Linked DNA regions of Homo sapiens: region 2 is linked to region 1. The links are chromatin contacts, found by Hi-C in ENCODE. All regions are on one chromosome and are shown on one strand. The core of a region is the stretch at or near the end of the contact, and the rest is flanking DNA. Distances in the headings are between cores, read along the strand shown.

Region 1 (5,797 bases), core at 1,249-3,748:
TTTTTTTTGAGACTGGTCTCACTCTGTCACCCAGGCTGGAGTGCAGTGCAGTGGTGTGATAATAGCTCAATAGCTTCTAGACTCAAGCAATCCTCCTGCCCCAGCCTGCCGAGTAGCTAAGCCTACAGGCATGTACCACCACACTTGGCTAATTTTAAAAATGTTTTTATAGAGACAGGCTCTATTTGCCCAGCCTGGTCTTGAATACCTGGACTCAAGAGATCCTCCAGCCTCAGCCTTCCAAAACACCGGAATGACAGGTGTGATCCACCACACCTGGCCAACTGATAGTCCTAAAGTGGAAATCAGATCACATCATTATCCTTTTTTAGGCCGTTTGTTTTCAATTACCAGAGTAAAACCCAAACTCTTTACTGTGACCAGCAAGCCTCTGCCTACCTTGGCAACCTCACCTGCACCACTCTTCCCTTGTTCTTTCTGCTCTAGACCCATGGTCCTGTCTCCTTCCTCTCTGCAAAACATTCACTTAGAGACCTAAGAGAAACCAAGCATAGCCAGACCTTATAGTAGCAGGCAGTATTTTATAGTGAATGCTGAAGGGGAGAAAAAAATTGGAAATAAAAACAGAAAAAATGCTATCTTCTTTTATAGCCAGCCAATCTGTTTTCCTCTTACAGGGGCTCCAGGCAGACATATTCTAATGTTTTAGGACAATTAGAAATCTTGCTTTGATGCCTGGCAAAACACAGGTTGCATATTAAGAGGAATATGTATTGCATAGCCAAGTTCCCAGTATGCAACTGGGTGCCCTGAGCATCTTCAAGCATTTGTGGTTGTCCTGCATGCAGCACAGAAAACTTCCTCTTCTTCCAGTCAAAGGGCAAGGCCCCAGAGAAATTCATATGCAATTTAAATGTGTTCTTCGTCAGGATAGCTATTTGCATTCAAAGGAAGTCATTTCTGAAGCATTCCTTTCAGAATTCCAATTAGGGATTTGAAACACACATGCACATAAATGAGAACGCTTTAAATTGAGGTGTAGAACCATATTGAGGTTACTAACTTAATGTTTGAGCCATCAAATAAATGTTCCACAGTAGTTCATAACACATTTTAAGTTACGTCTAGGTTGGTTTGGGTTAATAGTCCCTTTAATTATTCTAATGAGGTTTCCTTGCTTGCCAAGCTATATTCTCTTTCCATTTAGCCTCATCACACGACTGTACATTTTTTATGGGCTCCCTAAAATTGGTGCTAAGGGAGTCAGCTCTGTCCAGGGAAGAAAAGAGTTTATCTATGACTCTGAATCCATGTATTGATTCCACAAAGATTTAAGAGCACCTACGGTCTACCAGGCACTGGGTGGGCTGAGCACCGGGACAAGGCACAGATTCCTCCTTGAAAGAGTCTATGATCTGGTTATGGGTTGCCAGGCAATTCATGTGCGGAGCGTAACTGGTCAGGAAAGGATTTGAAGCAATGCAGCATGTTTGAGGAAGGTGTCCGGGAGTGTTGTGTAGAAGCTGAGACACAAGGAAAAGTCAGAATAAGCCAGGCAGAGGAGGGGGTGTCCCCAGCAGAGGAAAGAGCCTGAGCAAAGATCTGGAGTGGGTGGTTGCCTAGGCAGTGTGAGTATCCCACCTGCACCAGCCTCCATCAGGTGGTATATTTTGAGCTCGTGGGCCCCCATTCACCTGAGTCCCGGGTTCCCAGGTTTTTATTCCCTCTAGCTCACTTGTGGGGGCACACTTTTGTCATTCTCAGACTTCAATTTCGAATAAGAAATCTTTAAGAGGCACCCCCCACCCGGCCCTTGCAAAAAGTTAGTATTTTTTTAACTTGCCAGGGCTAGATTCAAATAATGAGAATGTTGTGAAGTATGAAATGCACAGCCAATGGGAATGTAATTTAAAAGAAACTTATTTTAGTAATTGAATAACTTTAACCCTGGACTTACAAAACAATTTAGGGCCAAAAAGAGTAAGCTTAATTTTTTTCACTATGTCCTTCACTGCATTTTTCTAGAACATAAGCTTTACCAGGGCAAAAACCTTTGTCTGTTTTGCTTCATTAATGTTTCCCAAGTGCTAGAATGTGAGCACATAATAGCCATTCAGTAAATATTTGTTGACTATATAAGAAATGTTATGGGGGCTATTATGTTCTGTGGAGGTTTCCCATATCCTGGGAAATCTCGATTATCGAGGGTCCATGGTAGTCCTTGAAAGATGAGGGAGGCTTCCCCGAGAATGGACAACACTGGTTCTAATACAGCAAATAAACCAAGGACAAGTCTGTTAAAAAGGGGGGTGTGTGGGACAGAGAGAACATAGAACAAAGGATTTCAATAAATTATTCTGTCCTGCACAGTACTGTGCAATCATTTCAATCATTCTTCATTCACAAGCCAGTTAAGAAAAAACTCCTAAGAGAAGCCCAAGGACTCAGGGCCAAATGCCCAGCACTGGCAACATTTGCCCACACTTGCGTGACAGTAAGTAGAAAGCGAGGAACCTTGGCCTGGCACGTTGGTTGCTTCGAGCTCACTTTGGCTGGAAGGCAGGGAGCCTCAGTCCTTGCCAGCACTCGTTTGAATCCTAAGTGAACTCCCCTGGCTTCGAGGCAAATCTTTCTGGTGTGTGAACCCTTCAACCTCCTGCTACCGCGAGGCTTTCTTCCACTCTCACCTCAAACCCCTAGGAAACTTCTCTGAAACTTCAAAAGTTACTCACTCAGACACTGCTTTGTTGGTTGGAATATAAATGTCCAAGAGTCTTGACATCTTCTATGGGGATCTTTAAAGAAGACTTCAAAGAAAGAGCTCTCCTGCTTTGAAAATAATTGACCCTTTCTATACGTCTCTGATCTCATCCAGAGGGACCAGTATATTAAAAGGCCTGAGAGAGTGCCAGTGAATACACTCATGAGCCTGTGCTGTGCCTGGAGCCACGGAGCCAAAGCTGGTGTGGTCGCCGGCATCCTCCAACCCCTTTCGGCCCTTACATGACAATATGTGGACACCATCACTTGGAAATCAGACTCTATCCTTTGGGAGTAGATGATCATTTTCCTTTTATGAGGACTAAATCAGTTTTTATAAAGAAGAAAGAAAAGAATCTTTTATGAAATCAAAATCTGAAACAGCATATTCTGGAATGGCGTCTTCTATTTTACAAGCTGTCTTTATCCTACATTGTGTGTAGAATCGGGAACAAGGGTTGGAGTTAAAAGGAAAAGCTTAGAAGTCGGCGAGTGCCCCACCCTCCGCTGAAAGATAAGCAAACACAACGGAAGAATTTTAACTGTTGTCCCAAACCCACACAGAGAAAAAGGATCGAGAAAAAAAAATGAAGCAAATGTTTTGAGTCTGATCCTCAGCTTATGAGTAACATAAAATAACAGCACTTACCTCATAGAGCTTTGGAGAGGATTAAGTGAAATAACACCACAGCCCAGTTACTGGCACATAGTAAGTGCTAAATAAGTGAGTTCGCTTTGTTAGTAGCTAAGGAGATAACCACGGTTCTGGCCCAAATGAGTGGCTCTCAATCACAGCTGTGTATCAGAATCATCTGGGATGTTTTTACAAAAATGCTCAAGCCTAGGCCCAGCTGTGGATATTCTGAGTTAATTGGTCTGGGGTGAGGCCCTGTTTAGGTACAGCTGAAGACCTCACCAGGTGACTCTGAGCAGCCAAGGTTGAAAATCGCTGCTTTAGGAGGTCCAAGAACAAAAACAGAGACCATGTATCCTTATGACTGGATACATACCAGGCAGATGGTAAACAGGGGAGGAAGAGGAAGAGAGAGGGGAAAATGAGAGAAAAAGAGAAGGAGAAGAAGAAAATTGTAAATAGTATAGGAAGGTTTAAAAACAAGTTTGAAAATGACATCTTTTGTCAATAGCAAGTGTGTGGTTGCTACAAAAGATAATAATGCCCAACCTAATTGAAATGAAGCAATTATTAAGTCTTAATAAGAGTCTTATTAAAACAACAGAGTTTTCCTCTGTCCTTATGGCTAGGGAGACCTGTTGACACAGCTAAAAGACATAGGAAAACACACCCAGATTAACAAGGGGGCAGTCATTTAATGCAGAAATCCAGTTAACATAAAGAGACAGAGGTTGAACAACAGGTCTTCAAACAATACTGCATAGTGTCACGAGTTAGCTCTTAAGCACGTTTGATCTGTTTATCTTATGATTTCGATTCCAGTACAAAGACAGAGAAGAGACTTAAAAAAAAAAAAACAATAAGGCAACAGAAGAAGAATCTTCCTGTGACAAGGAACGTCCACAAATAATGCACAAATATTTGGTGCTGACACAATAAGACACCATCAGGACAAGTTCTGAAGATGCTGCATTAAAATTTAACAAGCATGATACAATGACAAGAAAATTATACTCGCTTTGTTACGAATCCTTTTGCAAGTAGAAATGACTCTCGGGTAATTGTTACATACAAACTTTCTGAAATAAATGGAAATCATACAAATTTTTCCATTGCAGTTTCTTCTTTCTCTACACCTAGAAATGTCCCATGGCACTGCTCCCTATTCTCACAGTCAACGCATAAATAGTCATTAAAGCACTTGAATCCACAGTAGTCTTGTCCTTAGAAAGGTTGGGAGGTTTTGCATGATTTTCTATCAGTAATCCAGAAAGGGCTGGCAGGCAACAGGTTGGAATGTAAAAGACCGCTTTGTGCTTGGACTCCTGAACTCCGCGCTGTTCCCCTCAGGAGTCGCTCGCACTGTGGACAGGCCCAGTGAGGACAGTCATACCGTGGAGTCTCTGCCAGACTTTAGCTGTGCAATCTTGGTCCGGCTAATAAACGGATAAGCGATGCAGAGACCTCCAGCTGCCACAATAAAGCCTAAACTGCACCAGGCGCAAAAGATGGACCAGCTGTAACCATGTTCCACATCAGCAGGCAGGCTATAAATTAGCTTTGGGAGCCGGTTCAAATCATACGAGATACTGGCGGCATAAGTACAGAGGGAAATGGTGCAAAATATCCCTATAAATAATACAAAGAGAACAGAATGATTAGTTACAGTTTGCCTGTTACAAGACAAATGCCAGACAGGCCTTTATGAAAATCAGATCAACCACTGAGGCAGTCACTCCAAATTCACAAATGATCCATAATTATTTTACTTGAATTAATTCATATAACAAACATTGGCAAAACTTCTGTGTGCCAGACCCTACACTAGGGAATGGAGATGCAGGAGTGAAAGAGACAGGAAAATTCTGATAACCTGAATTATTCAGAATTATCTAATTCAAATGGTTATATATATTGGAATTCTTTTTTTATTCTTAAAAACAATAAAAGTTCTATTTTTAAGAGAAAAACTTCTATAATCACTCAAATCAAGCACAAAATAGTTTTCATTTTCCTTCGCTCTCCACCTAATTTCATACAGTTATTCTGTTGTAATCGTTATACAACATCTGCTTTCTTTTTCAATTAACATTATCATAAATATTTATCATGTTGCCTTAAATAATATTTTAGATGAAGTCATACAAGTAGCTAAATCTTTTTTGTTAAGGCACAGTCTTACATATACCATATGATGTAAAATAGCTGAGCAAGGAGATCATCCATTTCAACCATTCAAAATGGAGGCAATTGGAGTGACATAAGGAACATGGACAGACCCAAAACTTTGCTTTTTAGACCAATCCATGTGTGTGTAATTTTCCTTCTGCAACACTAAAATCAGGACTGATTTTAAAAATACTTCATAAGCCCCAAACACAGGATTTTTAGTACTCAATTCATGTGGATATAGGTGCTTCTATTCCACCGCAATGGACCCTC
Region 2 (5,797 bases), core at 1,025-3,524, 54 kb after region 1:
TCCACCTCTATTATTTGACCCTGGACTGCCCTGGAACTGGCACCTCAGTTAGCCAGGGCATTTGCAGAGGCATTGTGCAATATCCTGTGGGGGTCCCCTCTTCTACTGTAGGTTTGACTCTGCCCTGCTGTTTCAGGCATTGCTCTATATCCAATTTACATGCAATCAAATACTCTAAGCATAGAAAGTGTAAGGAAATGCAGTTCTGTCATTTCCAAAGACAGACTACACTGCTTAGCTTTCAAAATTGCCTTGCCTAAATGAGCACTCCATAACTGAGCCTCCACATTCAGCTTTTACAGTTTGTTCATGTACTATGCTACTATCAGAATTAATTATGCAGCATCTTCATGAGGAGAAATCAGATTTGGATGCAAGTTAGGAGAGAAAAGAAAATGGTGCACTTCCCAAAAGATTTTACTGTATCTGGTTCCCCTAAAAGTGCTGGAGTCCTTCCACACGCAGACAGATTTTGGATGGCAGTCCCCAGCTGAGTTAGCCATGGGAAGGAGGAAGTTGACATGTTTGAGAAATGAAGAATCCGCCAACTAGCAAGACTCTGAAGGCCAACACATTATTAACCCCCTCTTTTCTATGTCATTCCATTCCAGGCTGTAACTCAACACAAATCCGTCTGTTTGTTTTCCTACATGGCTACTAAATATTAAAATGTACTGATTTTGGACTTTTTCTTTTTTGGCATCATGAGTCCAAGAGAAGAGATGTTGATTTTTTTTTTTAATCTCAAAGGGGAAAAAAATACATTGAGTCAAGTTCTGAAAGTTAAAGGAAGCTTCACAAGTTGTCACACTGAATATTTTTACGTGAATGGGATTACCAAAAAAAAAAAAAAAATCAAACTATCTGATAGCATTCACAGAAGACAGGTGTTGCACAGATTTCAGAAGAACAAATTGATGCTCTGCAACTCAGTGCCAAACAAAACAAACAACAAAAACAACCTGACAAGGTACCACGAACAGAAGACAGAGTGATAAGCAGAGAGTGAGTGCCCAAATCTGGAAAGCTCTAGTTTAAAGGGCGAGGACATTTTCTCTCCTCAGTGCCTGGACAGCGAGGAGGGTGGGGGTATGGGGTCCTCAGGAAGGTTGGAAAGCAGGTGTCCTATCTGCCTCGGGCAGCCTCCACCAGCCTCCACCAGCCAACGATTGGTCTCTGAAGTCTAATCCACACACACCCTGCACTTCAGGGGTATGAAGGAAGGTTCCGGGGCCTCCTTCGCTGCCCATCAGCCCTGCCAGGCTGGGATGACCACATCAGTTCCGTCTGACACCAGCATCCGCACAATACAGGCAAAGCCCCTTCCCTCTCTTCGGAGGTCGGCACCACTTTTCTTCCAAACGGTATTTCCAAAAGGAGCACAACTTGAAGGAAGGAGCCCGGGTGAGAAAAGTCGAGTCTTTGACGGTTAGTCCCCCTCACGGGGAGCAGCGTCAAGAAAAGACACACATGTCAGGCAGGTGTACAAAGGCAGAGAAGGACGGGGAGAGAGAGAGAACCGGGGAATGGGAGGCGAAGGCAGGAAAGAAGGAGACAGAGGCGGGAGGTGCGGCACGGACTTGAAAGGACGCGCAGGATGTGGACGAAAGAAGAGAGTCAAGGAGAGGGAGAAGAAGGGAGGCAGTGGGGAAAGAAAGGGAAGAGATAAAGACTGGAGGCGGCGGGAAGGATGCAAGAATGCCCAGGCGCGGGGCCGCGGCTGGGAGGGGGCTGCGGGGACCGGCGCGCCCCTGGGAAGCCGCGGGCTGCGCTCCACGCGCGGGCGCCGGGGACGCGGGGTGCGCCCGCCGCTCACCTTTCAGGATGAGGGTGTCGATGTCCCGGTCGATGCCCAGGAAGTAGCACTTCCTCCAGAGGCCCGAGTAGGTGGCGAAGAGGGGCCGGCCGCACTCGGCGTCCAGCCCGCCGAGCCCCAGGAGCGAGCGCCAGGACTCGGGGTCGGCGCGCCCCGGGCCGCCCGGGAGCAGCCGGCGCCCCAGCGGGGGCGAGTCCCGCAGCGGCAGGTGCGACAGCGGCATCAGGCGGTTCTTCTGGTCCGGGGGGTCGGCGCCCGCGCGGCTGCGCTCGCAGCTCTCCTTGTGGCGCCGGGGGTCGGTCTCGTACCAGTGGTCGGTGAAGATGGCCGTGACGAGCAGCCCCAGGGAGCACAGGCTGAGGCCGAGGCTGAGCGCCGTGACGAGCGCCCGCGGCTCCATGGCTTCCCGCCCCGCCGCAGCCGCCGGTGGGCTCGCGCGCCGCCGCCAGACACAATGCACTTGGCCCCAGCTCTCCGCCCGCTCCCTCCCTCTTCCCCCCACCTGCCCCCCACCTCCCTCCTACGGCCTCCTCGCCCTGCGAGCCCGGCCCGGCTCGCTCCCTCTCCCCTGGCCTGATCTCGCCTCCCACCGCCCGCCCGCCCCCGGCCCGGCCCCCGGGCTCCTAGCCCTCCCCCGCGCCGCTCTCGCTTTCTTGCCCCCCTCCTCTTCCCCAGCCCCCTCTCCTCGCCCCGGCGCCCCCCACCCCGCGCACTCCTCTCGCCCCTCTCCCTACCTCCGATCCACAGTCCGCCCTCCTCTCCAGCGACCCCCCTTCCCCTTTTAATCTCTCCTCGCCGCCCTCATCCTCCTCTCTCCCCTTAACCCTGTCCCTACTTTCCCCCGACTTTTCTCCAACTCTTCCTCTCACACTTTCCCCCACTCATTTGCTCCTCTGCTCCCCGGCTCCTGGTGCATTTATATCCCGGCTCTGGACTCGGTGCCTCTCTCCACCTACCCCTCGGCACACCCCTCCCGTCCTCTTCCCTCCAACGACCTTAAAAGACATCCACCGACATAAGACTCACTCTTGTCACTTGTCCAAGTTGATTTTGATCAGTGTCCCGTTTTGTACCCAGGAGCAAATCCCATCCAGGTCGGGCTGCGTGGTAGCGTTTAACTCCTTGGAATCTTGATCTGGAGTCCGAAGGTCCCTTTGTCCTGCCGCCTGCCGCCTGCAGGATGAAGCCTCTGAGACCCCTAGGCAGCCAGCTCTATCTGTCGCGGCTCTTTCCCTCTCACTTGCCCATCGCTTAGCCTCTAAGCATTCTCTCTGCTCAAGCCCCTCTTCTGAAAGAAAAAGACACCGAGTGTCAGTGGAGCGATAGAACGATGACCAGAGATTTTTCTCCCACTTCATTTCAACCTGCTATGAGATGGACTTCTTTTTTCGTTGACTACGTCCATCTCCCGCCAGACTGACTGGCCTCCTGGAATTTCTAGAAGAGCCTGGAATCAATGAACCCTGGCAGTGGCACCTGCTCCATGAGGTGATTATTGCCTTTGCATACAGCAAGCCCCCAGTAATAAATCAAAGTAATGATTTTCTCCTGTGCAGGTTTCCTTCTTGGGCTGGGGGGTGGGGGTCAACAGCAAAGCAATGCTACACACCAAAGTCAACACCTGAGCCTGGGGCAGTTCTTCCATCTTCCAGTCACAGAGGTTACTTCCAAGAATGGCAGGCAGATTCACATTTTCTAAAATGAGGAAACGCTAGGACCCGGGGTGCTAAGAGTTAATCACTTGTGCGGTATAGTCAGTCTATACCACAGAGGTGCAATACACTCGTGCCACTCAATGCCCTTGTGGTCATGTCAGAGACAGAAAACCATGCTGCACTGGCCCAGGGATGAAAATGCTTGTGTTCTTATGCTATGAAATATTAATGATGAAGAAATTATGAGGCATTCATTACATGCTAAATGTCATTACTCCATGATTTAATGGGACTTATTAATTAGTGCCCTACATCAATTGGTATTAATATGCTTTATATCCTTCCTCTAGGATGACATCTGTAAAGGTGGTATAAGGCTCTTGCTGGGATTTATTTTCATTGCTGTTTGTGTTTAGCATCTTCAGAGGGTACATTTCCAGTGAAGATCGTGTGCCTATTCTGAGCGGTTCAGTTCATAGATAGATCACTTAAGCAAATCTTTCAGTTATATCAGACCCGCATTCCCATTTCTGCTGACCTGACAGTGTGAATTATTGCTTGGATTTTCTCACAGTTTCAGCAAGGTCTATGGTGAGCTCTAGTCTAATTAAGGAAGACAAAGAATTATAATTTTAGTGTTCCTCTCACCTATAAGCTTTTCCTTCACAGCAAACACTGAGCTCATCAAAGGAGTCTTAGCTGGATTTACACAAAAATGATAAGACTTAGAAGCTTTCTTTAATTTATACTCTACAATATGTATAAAATCCTAGATCTTAATAGATGCACAGAGAGAATACCTTTAACTGTGAGTCCACAGTTGACATCTGAAATTCACTCAAGTCATCATGTGTTCTTTTATTTTTAGAAATGCATCTTGAGATAAAGTTATCAAAACCTTGGAAGCCCCAAGGGTTGTCAAGCCTTTAGCAAGTCCTCATCCCCTTTTCAAGTCTTCACCTCATGTATTACAAGAAATAAATATTCAGCCACATTCCAGAGTCACCTAATCATCTTCACACAATAACCCTGTCTTCAGCTGGAGCTAGACAGAAGAAAGCCTCTTTTTAAGGCACTTCTGTTTAAATTAAAAGAACTTACCATTCTGTCTCATTTTCCTAGCTAGAACTCTTTGATCATACTCTTTTTAGAAAATAGCATTATTCTTCAAGTTCATTTATGTCTATGTTTAAGACCATTCTCAGCATATAATCCAAAGGTTACTATATGATGGATTGCCCTTGACAGTATTTCATAAAAAATGTCACACATTACAAATATGGGCCAGCAGTATGTAATGAGAGCGCTGCCTCTGCTGGTGCAGCATTAATGGCGCCAGCAGGGATGTGGCATATGATGTGTACACAGGCTTTGTTACAGCAACTGCACATTGCTCCATCTATGTTTTTAAAATTCCCCTTTTGGATACTTCCAACAATGAACTATCACCCAGTAGCCCCCTACTCTGTTAGGGGAGTGAAAAATATGAAGATGAGTAAGTGGTGCCCATCTTCAAGATACTCCCAGCCTAGTGGCGAGAAACAGATGTATTGACAGAATGAGAGGCAAATGCTGTAGTAAAAAAATAAAAGAGAACAAAGGGTCATGGGAACATGGACAATGAAGAGACTAACTGCCGTGGGGAGTCAGGTGGGCTACATAGAGACAGTAACTGTTGAGTTAGTTCTTAAAGGATGAGTTAAACTTTGCCAAGAGGATATCAGAAATATTTGTATTGCAGTCAGAGAATACCTCTTTGGCCTAGTGTCTACTTCATACATTTGGAGGCTTCAGTGTCTTAGGCCACTGTAAAATAAGTATTTTTTGTACATTTTTAAGTCATAAAGTTAACATGTTCTAATGACTGACTACAAGCTGGATAGCTGTAGATGAGTGGAAGGAAAAGTCTATACCTGAATATAATCAGTGTAGGAGGCCATTTAGCTCAGCATGGAGTCAAGATGATGGGAGATCAAATATCCAGCCAGAACACCTGGCATATCTTAGCTGTGGCTATGCTATGACCTTGATGTTTTCAAACTTAGCTTGTTTTTTATTTGTCTTAAATTTCTCTTTGCCATCTCCAGATCCGATATCCCCAGTGCATCCCTCAGAGAAAAACAGAATCCCTCACATGACAGGGAGAGCCGGAGAATTTCCACCAGGGTATTTTAATGTGTTATTGGGCTCAAGATATTCAAAATTAAAGTCTCATATTTCCTTATGGTCTAACTGCCCTCCTCAACTCTTTTGCTGGTGTTATATCACTCAATTCACTTAGACACAGTATTTTAGAATTATCTATCACATTGACAAAGTTATAGAG

What was found. Hi-C counts contacts between places; a loop is a spot of excess contacts on that map.
Region 2: a loop to region 1 is called in a map of ascending aorta, with 2.2 times the contacts of the local background. The contact joins the promoter of TMEM178A here to the enhancer-like site in region 1. A Hi-C loop is called at or near these places in 1 of 168 maps with a recorded cell type or tissue (ascending aorta).

Annotation. Positions count from the first base shown.
Region 1 is chr2:39,716,197-39,721,993 of GRCh38, reverse strand. TMEM178A (transmembrane protein 178A) reads right to left here. Exons shown (of 4, transcript NM_152390.3): 4 at 4,031-4,984. The coding sequence ends at 4,743. Among named protein-coding and RNA genes, the nearest start is that of TMEM178A, 53 kb to the right of the region's middle. RefSeq lists enhancers at 1-471, 472-973. Within about 2 kb of position 2,498, at least 5 of the 41 ENCODE cell types and tissues checked have a DNase peak (open chromatin) inside an H3K27ac peak, as active enhancers do; they include ascending aorta, where a contact is called at or near this core.
Region 2 is chr2:39,662,394-39,668,190 of GRCh38, reverse strand. TMEM178A (transmembrane protein 178A) reads right to left here and starts at 2,274. Exons shown (of 4, transcript NM_152390.3): 1 at 1,817-2,274. The coding sequence starts at 2,216.